2 separate regions of the Homo sapiens genome follow, and region 1 is linked to region 2. A link is an interaction called in ENCODE POLR2A ChIA-PET data of the cell type or tissue named here. Cell type or tissue: IMR-90. All regions are shown on one strand. Each heading gives the region's core, and the rest is flanking DNA. Links, peaks and the distances in the headings are about the cores only. Region 1 has its middle 14 kb from the start of ZFP36L1. Region 2 has its middle 52 kb from the start of ZFP36L1.

Evidence for each region. ChIA-PET counts read pairs that join two places held together with the same protein. Peaks named below come from ENCODE experiments on the same cell type or tissue, not always from the same donor. Only the 100,000 strongest peaks of a DNase experiment are listed, where the experiment ranks them.
Region 1: POLR2A ChIA-PET joins it to region 2 with 5 read pairs; 13 of 35 experiments call an interaction of 5 or more read pairs at or near these places.

The regions. Positions count from the first base shown.
Region 1 is chr14:68,804,429-68,809,802 of GRCh38, reverse strand. No RefSeq gene overlaps it. Among named protein-coding and RNA genes, the nearest start is that of ZFP36L1, 14 kb to the right of the region's middle. RefSeq lists an enhancer at 2,608-2,657. In IMR-90, for the core only: no CTCF peak of the experiment used is centred there; a DNase peak (open chromatin) is centred at 2,402; H3K27ac peaks cover 3,067 bases.
Region 2 is chr14:68,738,693-68,744,066 of GRCh38, reverse strand. No RefSeq gene overlaps it. Among named protein-coding and RNA genes, the nearest start is that of ZFP36L1, 52 kb to the left of the region's middle. RefSeq lists an enhancer at 2,235-2,284. In IMR-90, for the core only: no CTCF peak of the experiment used is centred there; no DNase peak of the experiment used is centred there.

The sequences.
Region 1 (5,374 bases), core at 312-5,311, 66 kb before region 2:
TAGATGAAAAGCTGATCACACCGCTCTACTCATACCTGATGTTCTCCTGGCACAGGGCTCCTGCTCAAATTCTCCAGTGAGCCAGCCATAGGGTATCATGATGGCAGCCACCCTACTCTGGGGTGAGTTGGACTGGTTTTTGGCCTTGTCCCAGGAAGACTAGCCCTTTCTCTGCAACAGACTAACAGCGGGGGTGAGGTGGGAAAAGTTAGGAAACACAAAGGCGAGAAGGAAAGCTTGCTTTTCTAGGACTGTCCTTGTTCAGTGTTAGGAAGAGTCTGAAATCCACACATATACAAAAGCCCTAAGACTCACTTGTAGTCACCCAGAACATTACTGAGTGGATTTGGTTGGGATCAGGGCAGTTGTTTTAAATTCACTGCTGCCTCCTTTTCTCTCCTGGGTCTTTTAAAAAAAAATTTTTTGGGTGTTGTTTGCTTTGACATTCTTCTCCCTTTTCAGAATATTTATAACTGGCCCCCTCTTTATCCTTCTCAGCTCCTTTCCCCACCTCACTCTGCCTTCTTAGCATAATTTTTATTTTCTTTTGGCCTGCCTTGTTTTACATCTGGATTCCTGGATGATTTATTTTGTCTGTTTCTTGAATTCTGATCCTCTCCCATTTCTTAAGAGTTTTTTGGGATTTTTTTTTTTTCCCTTTCAGCTTCAGTTCTTTTCCCTAAAGCTTTCCTTGGGTCACACAGCTTTTATTCTTGTTCATCTGTTTAAGCAGAGCTGGCAAGGAGGAGGCCACAGCCGGCAGGCAGAGCCACGGCGGCAGAAGAGGTCTTGGGCGCCTGAAGATTCTCCTCCCAGCCCTGGTGTCCTTCTGGGGAGGGGGATGGGGACAGTGCTGCTCTCCCTGTTAGGGTTGATGTTGTCTGCCAGGCCTGGGCTGAGGGTTGGGGCAGATGGTGTCTCCTCCACAGTGTGTGGGCCTGGGACTTCATGGCTCGGGGAGGCAATGGAATCCACCCTTCGGGCTGTGGGTTGGAGGATTAACCAGGTTAGACCAGGAAAGGCTGGAGCTCCATGGAGTTGCACCCACTGGGAATGTATTCCTTACAAAACTCGGTGCTGTGTTTGAAGACTTTGCAGCATAGGGACTGCCTCCTGGGACCCGAGTCTGGGTTTCCTTCAATTCTGACTCAGTGGCTGAAGTTGACCTGGGCATCCAGAGGTGTCTGCTGGGGAGACAGAGGCAGTTTTCCAGTGGAAAGTCCTTTTTTCCCACTATCACAGCCCTTGGCCAGTGGTCATTTTGAGGGTGCAGGGGGAATGCTAGAAGAGGCTGGTAATTGTGGGGTGTATTAAAGACTCTTGGCCGCTGGGCAAACCCCACCTGTGGGAGGCTCTGAGGGTCAGCCCTGGTACTGATGAGGCAGGTGGCACTTCTTGATGGGCATAGTGGCAGAGAAATCCTAGAAATTGCAACCACACCCCTCCCTGTCTGGAGTGGTGGGGTGGGGTGGGAGCATCCTGGGCCCTGCTCCCCAGCTGTCCAAGGCAAATCGACTGGAGTCCATCTGGCTGTCCCCACCGGTCCAGGCATGCTTCCCATCCTGGGGCGTCAGTCCTCAGTGGGTGCGGCTGAGGGGCCGGTGGATCAGTGCTCTGCCTGGGCACACCCGGAGCTGAGCGGCATCCTGGGGTGAGGGGGCTCAAGAGCTCCAGGTAGACACCCACTGGACTGCCTTATCTTTTCTAGGCTCTGTGCTGATGGTGGCCACCTGCTTCTCTGGCAAGTGTGGTTGAGGGCTGTTTCCATAGGCACACCTTGCTCTCTTTCTGGGTCCCATCTGTCCTTCATCATCTTCATCAATGCACAGTGTTCCCTGTCACTTGAGGGAAGTGCTGTTGGTTATATAAAGGCTTGAGACAACTCTTTGCTTACATTTTGTATTTTGTTTATATTTTCTAAGCCTTTAGCTCTGGAGTCCAACTCTCGGGGTCCAGCATCCTTTAAGACCCGAAAAGCATAAACTTCAGGAGGCCAAAGGCCCTTACTCCTAGGCCCTGTGGACTTGGTTTATCTCTGATTCCAGGCAGTGCCTCCTGCTTTATATAGAGGGCTATAATCAACAGGAGGAATGACTAGGGGATGGGTGATGAATGTTCTTCCAAGTTGCTCCCCTTGACTGTGGCAGGAGAGCTGGGGGCAAAGACCCAGCCTCTTTGACATAGGAATTCAAGTGGGGATTAGGATCCCAGCAGCCTCCTGCTCCTTCCTGCCTGGGCCGCCTCACTCCTAGCTGGGCCCCAAGTGCAGCCTCCTTAAATCTGTCCGTGTCAGTGCCTCCTCATTCCTGCCACCTCGCTCTGCCTTCCCTCTTCCCACGCACCAGCACCACGTTGTATAAATATTTACACCCCCGGGGCTGGCAGGAATCTTTCTCCAGCTGCTTCCCTGGTCTCTGGGAGAGCTTGTTTCCTCACCCAGCAGCTGCAGCAGATCTGGTTGCCTTTGGTCAGACAAGAGCAGGCCCTGGTTTGGGGGCCCACAGTACCCCGGGGTGGAGGGTGCAGTTGGTGGGAGAAACTCAGCACTAAAGAAGTCACAGGGCTGTGGCAAAGACCCGTCCTCTCTCACTCCCCCGCCGGCTGTCCACATGGCAACCCTCCAAGAGCTGTCTGATCTCTGCTCTGGCTGGGGAGGTTCCTGTTTCTCAAAAGAACAGCTCTCAGGGTGGAGTTGGCCATACCAGGGCCTTGCTAGGGAGTAGTGGAGGATAATTCCAAAGCAAACTCACTGATGCTAGGACAAAATAGTACCTTGGTTTACCTGTGAACACTTTACAGCTTACTAGTAAGTGTGAATCCCTTGATTTGCCCTGAAGATGACCCCACAGTTTAGAGCAAGACCCCCCTGGATTATCTGCAAACCAGGCCTCTCCCCAGCATCTGCCCCAGGCCACCCTCCCTCCCACCAGTCCCTGCCAGTCTTCCCGCCTCAGGGGTAGAGAGAGGAGAGGACAGACGCTCCTTCTCCCACCTTCCTTGGTGACCCAGCCAAGGAAGAAAACTGGCACTTGGGTTCCCATGGGCTGGGCACTGTGCACGGTACTTCCCCATGTTCTCATGTAGTTATTCAAGTCTCGGGCACAGCAGATTTCTTAGCTTCCTCATGCATGTCTCCTCTTTCTGCCAGCAAACAGCAGCAGCCAGGCAGCAGCAAGCCCCCAGATACAGAGCCCAGGCTTTCTCTAGTCCTGAGTTCAGCCAGGAACCTCTGAGAGCCAGCCAAGGACTGGACATCAATACTGGACTTCAATCTCAGCCACTTGCAGTAGGTGCGGGTCACCTGCTGCCACCTCCTGCTCCTGTGCCTCAGTTTCCCCTTACATCTGTGGGAGGTCATTAACCTGTGCTTTGTAAAGTATTTCAAATTTAGCAAAAAACAAGTTTGAAAAAAGCAACATCATTTCTTTTTTTTTTTTTTTTTTTTTTTGATGGAGTCTTACTCTGTCGCCCAGGCTGGAGTGCAGTGGCGCTATCTCGGCTCACTGCAACCTCTGCCTCCCAAGTAGCTGGGATTACAGGTGCCTGCCACCACGACTGGCCAATTTTTTGTATTTTTAATAGAGATAGGGTTTCACCACTTTGACCAGACTGGTCTTGAACTCCTGACCTCATGAGTCACCTGCCTCAGCCTCCCAAAGTGCTGGGATTACAGGCGTGAGCCACCACGCCAGGCCAAAAAAGCAACATCATTTCAAATCCTTTTTCTAGTTATAGGGGTTTGGGTGGCAGAAGAGATTGTTCAGGTATCAGGGACTAAGGAGAATGTGTGTTCAGTGCTTTGGGGAAGCTGGGGAGGAGGTAAACACGGTTTAAAAGGCCTGAATTTTATATCCAACAACCCCTAAAATTCAAGTAGTAGAGCCATTGGAGGTATGTGTGTGTGGGATTGGGTAGGGGTTCTCATGGGGGCCAGGGACAAATACCCCAGTTTCCCTCCACTCACACTTGTGCCGGAAAGAAAGCAAGCAGATTCTCTCTCTCTCTCTCTCTCTCTCTCTCTCTCGATAACGTACATGGAGAAAGGTAGGAAACTGCAATTTGAAAGTCGTGCATTTGTGAGACACTCCTGCTGCCTGCCTGTCTCTCCAGCCCCGCAACGTAAAACAAAACCCAAATAAAAGCCTGAACCCGGCAGATATTAATGCTACAGAGCCAGGGTTGGTGTGCAGGCACCCACCCCCTTCTTCCCCCTTCTGTTTCTATAAGTGGCTGAAATAAATTTAGCGAAACAACCCCACCCATCTGAGGGCCTAAGATTTCAGAGCAATGGGATTCTCTATCCTGAAAACCCCTGTTTTTCAGAGCTGAAAGCTTTTTGTTTAAATTCCTTTTGGGAATGGAATGCTCTTGATCTGAAATAATTATTATACTGCGGTCATCTATTCCTCATAGATAAATGCTTTGACACAGGATAGCTTGCAGAAAAGCTGATCTACAAATGCTCTGCAGCTTAAGATTGTCAACTCTATGGGGCCAATGCCTAGTTGGATCTGTTGGGGTATTTATTGTAAGATTATTCTTCTAATGTCGTGCATATTCAGCCAAGTCCCTCTGTTGTCTGTCATACAGAACCCTGATTGTGGCTGGCTAAGTTAGCGAAGTAGAGAAGTACTAAATCTTCATTTTTTTTCCACGAATACTTATTGAGGGCCTACTCTCTGCTAGGCACTAAGCCAGGCACTGGGAGTTGAGCTGAGAGCAGAGAGAGCCTGCTTTGATGGAGCATACATCCTAGTGGGAAGGGAATGTTAAAAAGTTAAATGACTACAAAAAAACTGGCAACGAATGTTGTATTTTAAAATGAAAGACTGAATGCTTTCCCCCTAAAATCAGGAACAAGGTCAGGGCATCTACTCTTACCATGCCTATTCAACACTGTATTGCAAATCCTGGATAAAGCAATAAGGCAAGAAAATGAAATACAATGCATACGTTAGGAAAGGAAGAAATTAAATTATTCCTATGTATAGACAATATGTGCTTGTCTGCATTAAAAACAAAAACACACCTGGTACAGGGGCTCATGTCTGTAATCTCATCACTTTGGGATGCCCAAGCAGGAGGATTGCTTGAGGACAAAAGTTAGAGACCAGCCTGGGAAACATAGTGAGATCCTATCTCTACAAAAAATTAAACTAGCTGGAATGGTGGCATGTACCTATAGTTCCAGCTACTTAGGAGGCTGAGATGGGAGGACTGCTTGAGCTCAGGAATTTGAGGCTGCAGTGAACTATGATTGCACCACTGCACTCCAGCCTGGGTAACAAGGTGAGACTCTACCTCAAAACAAAAACAAAACAAAAATAAGTAAACAAAAACACCCCAAGTAATCTATCAAAAAAATCCTCTTACA
Region 2 (5,374 bases), core at 90-5,089:
GCGGTGGCGCAGTCTCGGCTCACTGTAACCTCCACCTTCTGGGTTCAAGCGATTCTCCTGCCTCAGCCTCCCAAGTAGCTGGGATTACAGGTGCCCACCACGACGCCCGGCTGATTTTTGTATTTTTAGTAGAGATGGAGTTTCACCACGTTGGCCAGGCTGGTCTCGAACTCATGACCCCATGATCTGCCCGCCTCGGCCTCCCAAAGTGCTGGGATTACAGGTGTGAGCCACCACACCTGGCCACATTTTATGTTATATATATTTATCACAAAAAAGGGGCAAAATTATAACTCTCAAATATAGCAAAAAAAAAAAAAAATTGACCGTGCAGAACATGCGTTTAAGACCCACATAAACTTTCATTCGTGTAATCCTCACAACGACCCTGTGACTCAAGTTCTATCATTTTCCCAGTGAGCACCAGGCCCTGTGCAAGGTGTATTACACAGACGGCTTCTTTTGGGGAAAACCCTGCACAGTGGGTTACTATGTTCATTTTATGGATGTGAAGTGGAGCCTTCTAGACAGACAGAAACATACAAGCAGTGAGGTGCCTGAGTAGGCTAAAATTCAGGCTTGGCCGAACCCAGAAGCTACATGGTTTCTGTACACTGCGCTACCTCTTCCAGCACCAAGTGAGCCAAGATTAGAACAGAGGCATAGAGAGGTCAGCAGTATTCATGTAGGATGCATGTATTAAGCACTGACTGTGTACTCAGCTCTTTACTTGTCACTAAGAAGATCAGAGAAGTAGAAAATGCTATTCTTGCCCTCATAGGATTAACTAAGGTACATGGGGCTCTGCAGCAGATATTGGTATAAAACTATCTTCGGTTGCATTACCTTGGCTCCAGGGCTGTAGGAGCCAAAGGGAGAGAGTTAGGGTGGAGGAGAGTCTGGAAGACCTCTGGAGTCAGGACTTCCTAGGAAGGAGTCATTGAGTCCATTCTGTGTTCTAGGTGACAGGAAAATCTAGTTGTGTAAATAGGAATAATACTAACACAAACTCATAATTCCCTATCTGCAAGCCTGAAACCCAAAGATCCCAGGGACGAAAAGGGTTGTTTGTTTGTTTGTTTTTGCTGTTGTTGTTGTTTGTTTCTTCATTTTGTCAATTTGGTGCCAAATCTCATTTAGCAGCAAAATCTGATCTGAACTGGAGAGGCTATTTGCAGTCTGAAGTCCCTCCAAGTAAAAGTTGACATGGTCACTGCAGCATCATGAATGTGTCTGATTGTGAGGCCCTGACTTGGCACCCACTGGGGGACATATACTAAAGACAGCCTATGCACCATATTACCTCCTAAAAGAAGAAAAAATACTGGGCTTTTGGATGAAGGATTGTTAACTTATACTCATCGCATGATAGACTATGTGAAGGAGGCATTTTGACAAGTGCTTTACTCCCATTACCTCATTTAGTCCTTACAATAACCCTATGAGGCAGGTCCTATTATTATCATTCTCATTTTACAGGTGAGGAAACTGAGACCAGAGAAGGAAAATAACTTGCCGAACGAAGGCTACAAACTTGCAAGTGATGGGGCCTGGTTGAACTTAAGGTCTTTCTGTTTGGCAATAGCATCTCAGTGACATCCTTGGTTGGAATAGTTTTAGAATCAAGGTAAAGATGGAAGTCAGACCATGGAGTTCCCAGGAGGAAGGAGCTAGAGGGGAAATGGGACCTGAGGGGTGGGTTCCCCATCTGGGTGTTGACAGGGAGGGGAGGGCAGGCGAAGGTGAGAGGCGACATCCCAGATCAGGTGGGCCTGGCTGGGCAGCCAGGGTTGGGGCTACAGAGGGCTTGGGCCTCTCAGCAGAGCTGGGGCTCCCTGTGGTAGAGGCTGCAATTTGGACATCACAGAGCCCCAGAGAGCATGAGTCCCCAACCCTGGTCTTTAACTTGTCACCTTCTCCCAGACATAAACAGCCACCCTCAGGCCTACAGCCATTCCCCTTTTTGTTGAAAGAGGAAGCAGTCACAGAAGGCACCCTTCACCCACTCTCTGTGGTCTCAAGAAGAGGAACCTGGATCTGATTTGGATTTTTTTGAAGAAATCTTGCTTTGATGTGGTCTAATCCAACTTCTTCATTTGCTGGTCTGAGTGGGACAGTGGGTGCTGTACCTCTGTGGGGACCGACCAAGGGGATTCTCTCAGCCAGGGATCCCCCCAAGGGCGGAGTTTCCCAGCCCCGGTACCCATGACTCCTCGGGTACCTCCAATGATCTCCAGGCTATTGGAACCTTCTCTAGACAAAATTTAAATATTGAAATAAATATTCTATGAAAATAAACCTGTGGGAAAAAATAAGCCTATGCCAATCAGTTTTTTTTTTTTTTTTTTGGAAAGGGGAGGATAAAAGAGAGTTATAACCTTTTAAAAAGATATCAGTATTCTAAAAGCATAGGCAATCAGGCAGTGTGTGGGGGAAGTCCTGGATTTTACTTTTTGACTCCCTTATTCCCTCACTATATGACTCTGGTCATGAATAGATTTTGTTAATTATAAAGCATGACAGCAAGAGGGTCAATGCTGCATGATCATCACCCTATAGCAGAAATTCCTACCATGTTACTTGCTTTGATCTGCTTTCCTGAATGAGCGGGGATCTGACATACATTATCAGGGCTACTCATATCCATACTTCCCCTCTCTAGGCCTCAATTTCCATAGTAGTCAGGCTAAGCCAGGCCATGCTGCAGTGACAAATAAGACCCCAGTTTTCAGTGTCTTCACACAGTGAAGCTTTGTATTTCCTGCTTTGATGAGGATGGACAGATCCTCTTCCATCTTGTAGGTATGCCATCTAGGGTACATGGACTGTCTGGTCACAGTGGCAGGGGATAAGAGGGATGGGGGAGGCACATACTGTCTTCAGTGTTTGGGCCCGGAAGTGACATGTATCATTGGCTAGAATTAATCACCTAACTGCAAGGAAGGCTGGGAAATTCAGGGAAGCACATGGATATTCAGTGGGCACAAATGGACTCTGCAACAGTTTCCACATCTCTCGAATGCGAGGGTTGGACTAGATGACCTTGGAACAGGCACCCCTACCCCCCAGCTCTGGCTTTCTAAGATTGTCTGAGCCAGAGACCCAGAAGTTGATGACTCACAGCAGTGATAGTGCCCTGGATTACTGCACACTGCTTCCACAGGAAAAGCTGCACCCCTCACCCCAAATATCAATTTTACTTTCTTCATTCTTTCCCAGACCATCTCTGAGCTATTTGTTCTGTATTGCCCTTAATCAGCTCCCAACTCCCAGATACTTCCAAGGTAAAATGGCCTCCAGCGACCCTAGATCAATGTAAATGTTTGCTCTCTGAAAGAGATGGGGCTTGCCTTGAAGGGGACACTAATGAAAAGCTGAAAGCTGGTAGGCTGGGACCACCTGGAACCACTTAGCCCTGGAATCCCACCTCCCTTCTACCATCTCTAGAGGAACTCAGGAATAATTCTAACGTCTACCTCCACTTGCTTTCTCCTGTTTTCCTCTCGATGTGTATACTTCCTACTTCTTTCCCAGTTTGGTGAGATCCACATTGATCACTGGAAATATTTCTGTCGAGACGATTAAAGATGCACATTTGAGGCCAGGCGTGGTGGCTCACGCCTGTAATCCCACTTTGGGAGGCTGAGGTGGGCGAATCACCTGAGGTCAGGAGTTCGAGACCAGCCTGACCAGCATAGAGAAACCTCTTCTCTACTAAAAATACAAAATTAGCTGGGCATGGTGGTGCATGCCTGTAATCCCAGCTACTTGGGAGGCTGAGGCAGGAGAATCACTTGAACATGGGAGGCAGAGGTTGCTGTGAGCCAAGATCGCGCCATTGCACTCCAGCCTGGGCAACAAGAGCGAAACTCAGAAAAAAAAAAAAAAAAGACGCATATTAGAAAGGCAGTGACTGAATTGTTGGATCAGGAATATGCTATAGATACAGTATTTCTTAATATCAGCATGGGCATTTGACAAGCTCTCATGTGATCGCAGGAGGAGGGATTGAAGGCGCTCAGCTAACCTGTGTGATGGCGTCATGTCACACATTGCTGGTCTGACATCCTGCATGCTCCAGTTGTGATAATAGGGGTTCTGCCTTTTTTAGGAGACCTAGTATCCACTTTGAGCCTTCATTCTGTTAGACAATCCTTATCATGGTAGCCTGGCCTATACCACAGCCTCTCTACAGGAATGTCAGAAGCCTCGCAGCACTGCTTATTCTTGATGACTTATCGCCATTGAGTAGCCTGTCAGGTGGGGCCTATACCCTGAATCAAAGGGACTCCCAAGTCATTCGGCATCTGGGTGTAGGCTTCCAGTGCTGCTGTGGCTGTTATAGAATTGTTAGACATTCCTTCGATCCAGTGGTGGGACCTATGCTCCTCCTCTTGAATCAGGACAGTCTTGTGACTGCTTTGATCAGTAGGGTATGGAGAAAGTAATGTTTTTTGACTTCTGAGGCTTGGCCATAAAAGACCCCACGGCTTCTGTCTGGTTCTCCTGGAACACTCACTCTTGTGACCCAGCTGCCATGTTATGAGAAACCCAAGCCATATGGAGAGGACACATGTCATTCGACACGTGACAGTCCCCACTCAGCTCAGTCTTTGAGTCCTTCCAGTGTAGATGCCAGACATGGAATGAAGAAGCCTCTAGATAATTCCAGCCCCTACCCATTCAGTTCATTCCCCCACCCCTGGTGTCTGCTTTTCCCAGCAGAAGTCCTAAACATGGACCAGAGAAGAGGCATCCCAGCTGTGCTCTGTCCAGATTCCTGACTCAGGAATCTGTGAGCAGAAGAAAATGGTTGGCAGTTTTTCATCAGCATGTTTGAAGTCATTTGTTCCATAGTAATCAATAATTAGAAAACCACCTAATCCTTCTGTCATTAGCATGTAGATGTTGACCAGGAGAGAAGTCTCTAGTAGTGGGCTGCAGGCTCATTCCTATCCAACCTCTTTAATGACAATTTATAGGGAGCAACAAAAGCACCAAGAAAGGCAACAGGATTATTGGGAAAGTGTGGGTGTCATAAATTGAGATAAATAGGCATGACACTGGGGGATGGACAGGAAGCCTGAAAGATCTCAACCAGTTCAGAGGAACCTAATCCTTGCACTTAGCCTTTGAAATTCACATGGAAACGTGCTAGGTGAAGTAGGGGTTCTCTGGAGAAAGGAGGGGTTGATCCCCAGGCAAGAGGGCACAGGGTGGTTGAGATGGAGCTTGGAGGCACTGAAGGTAGGGCACAGAGGGATTGGAGGCGCTGAAGGCAGGGCACAGAGGGATTGGAAGCACTGAAGGTAGGGCACAGAGGGATTGGAGGCGCTGAAGGTAGGGTACAGAGGGATTGGAGGCACTGAAGGTG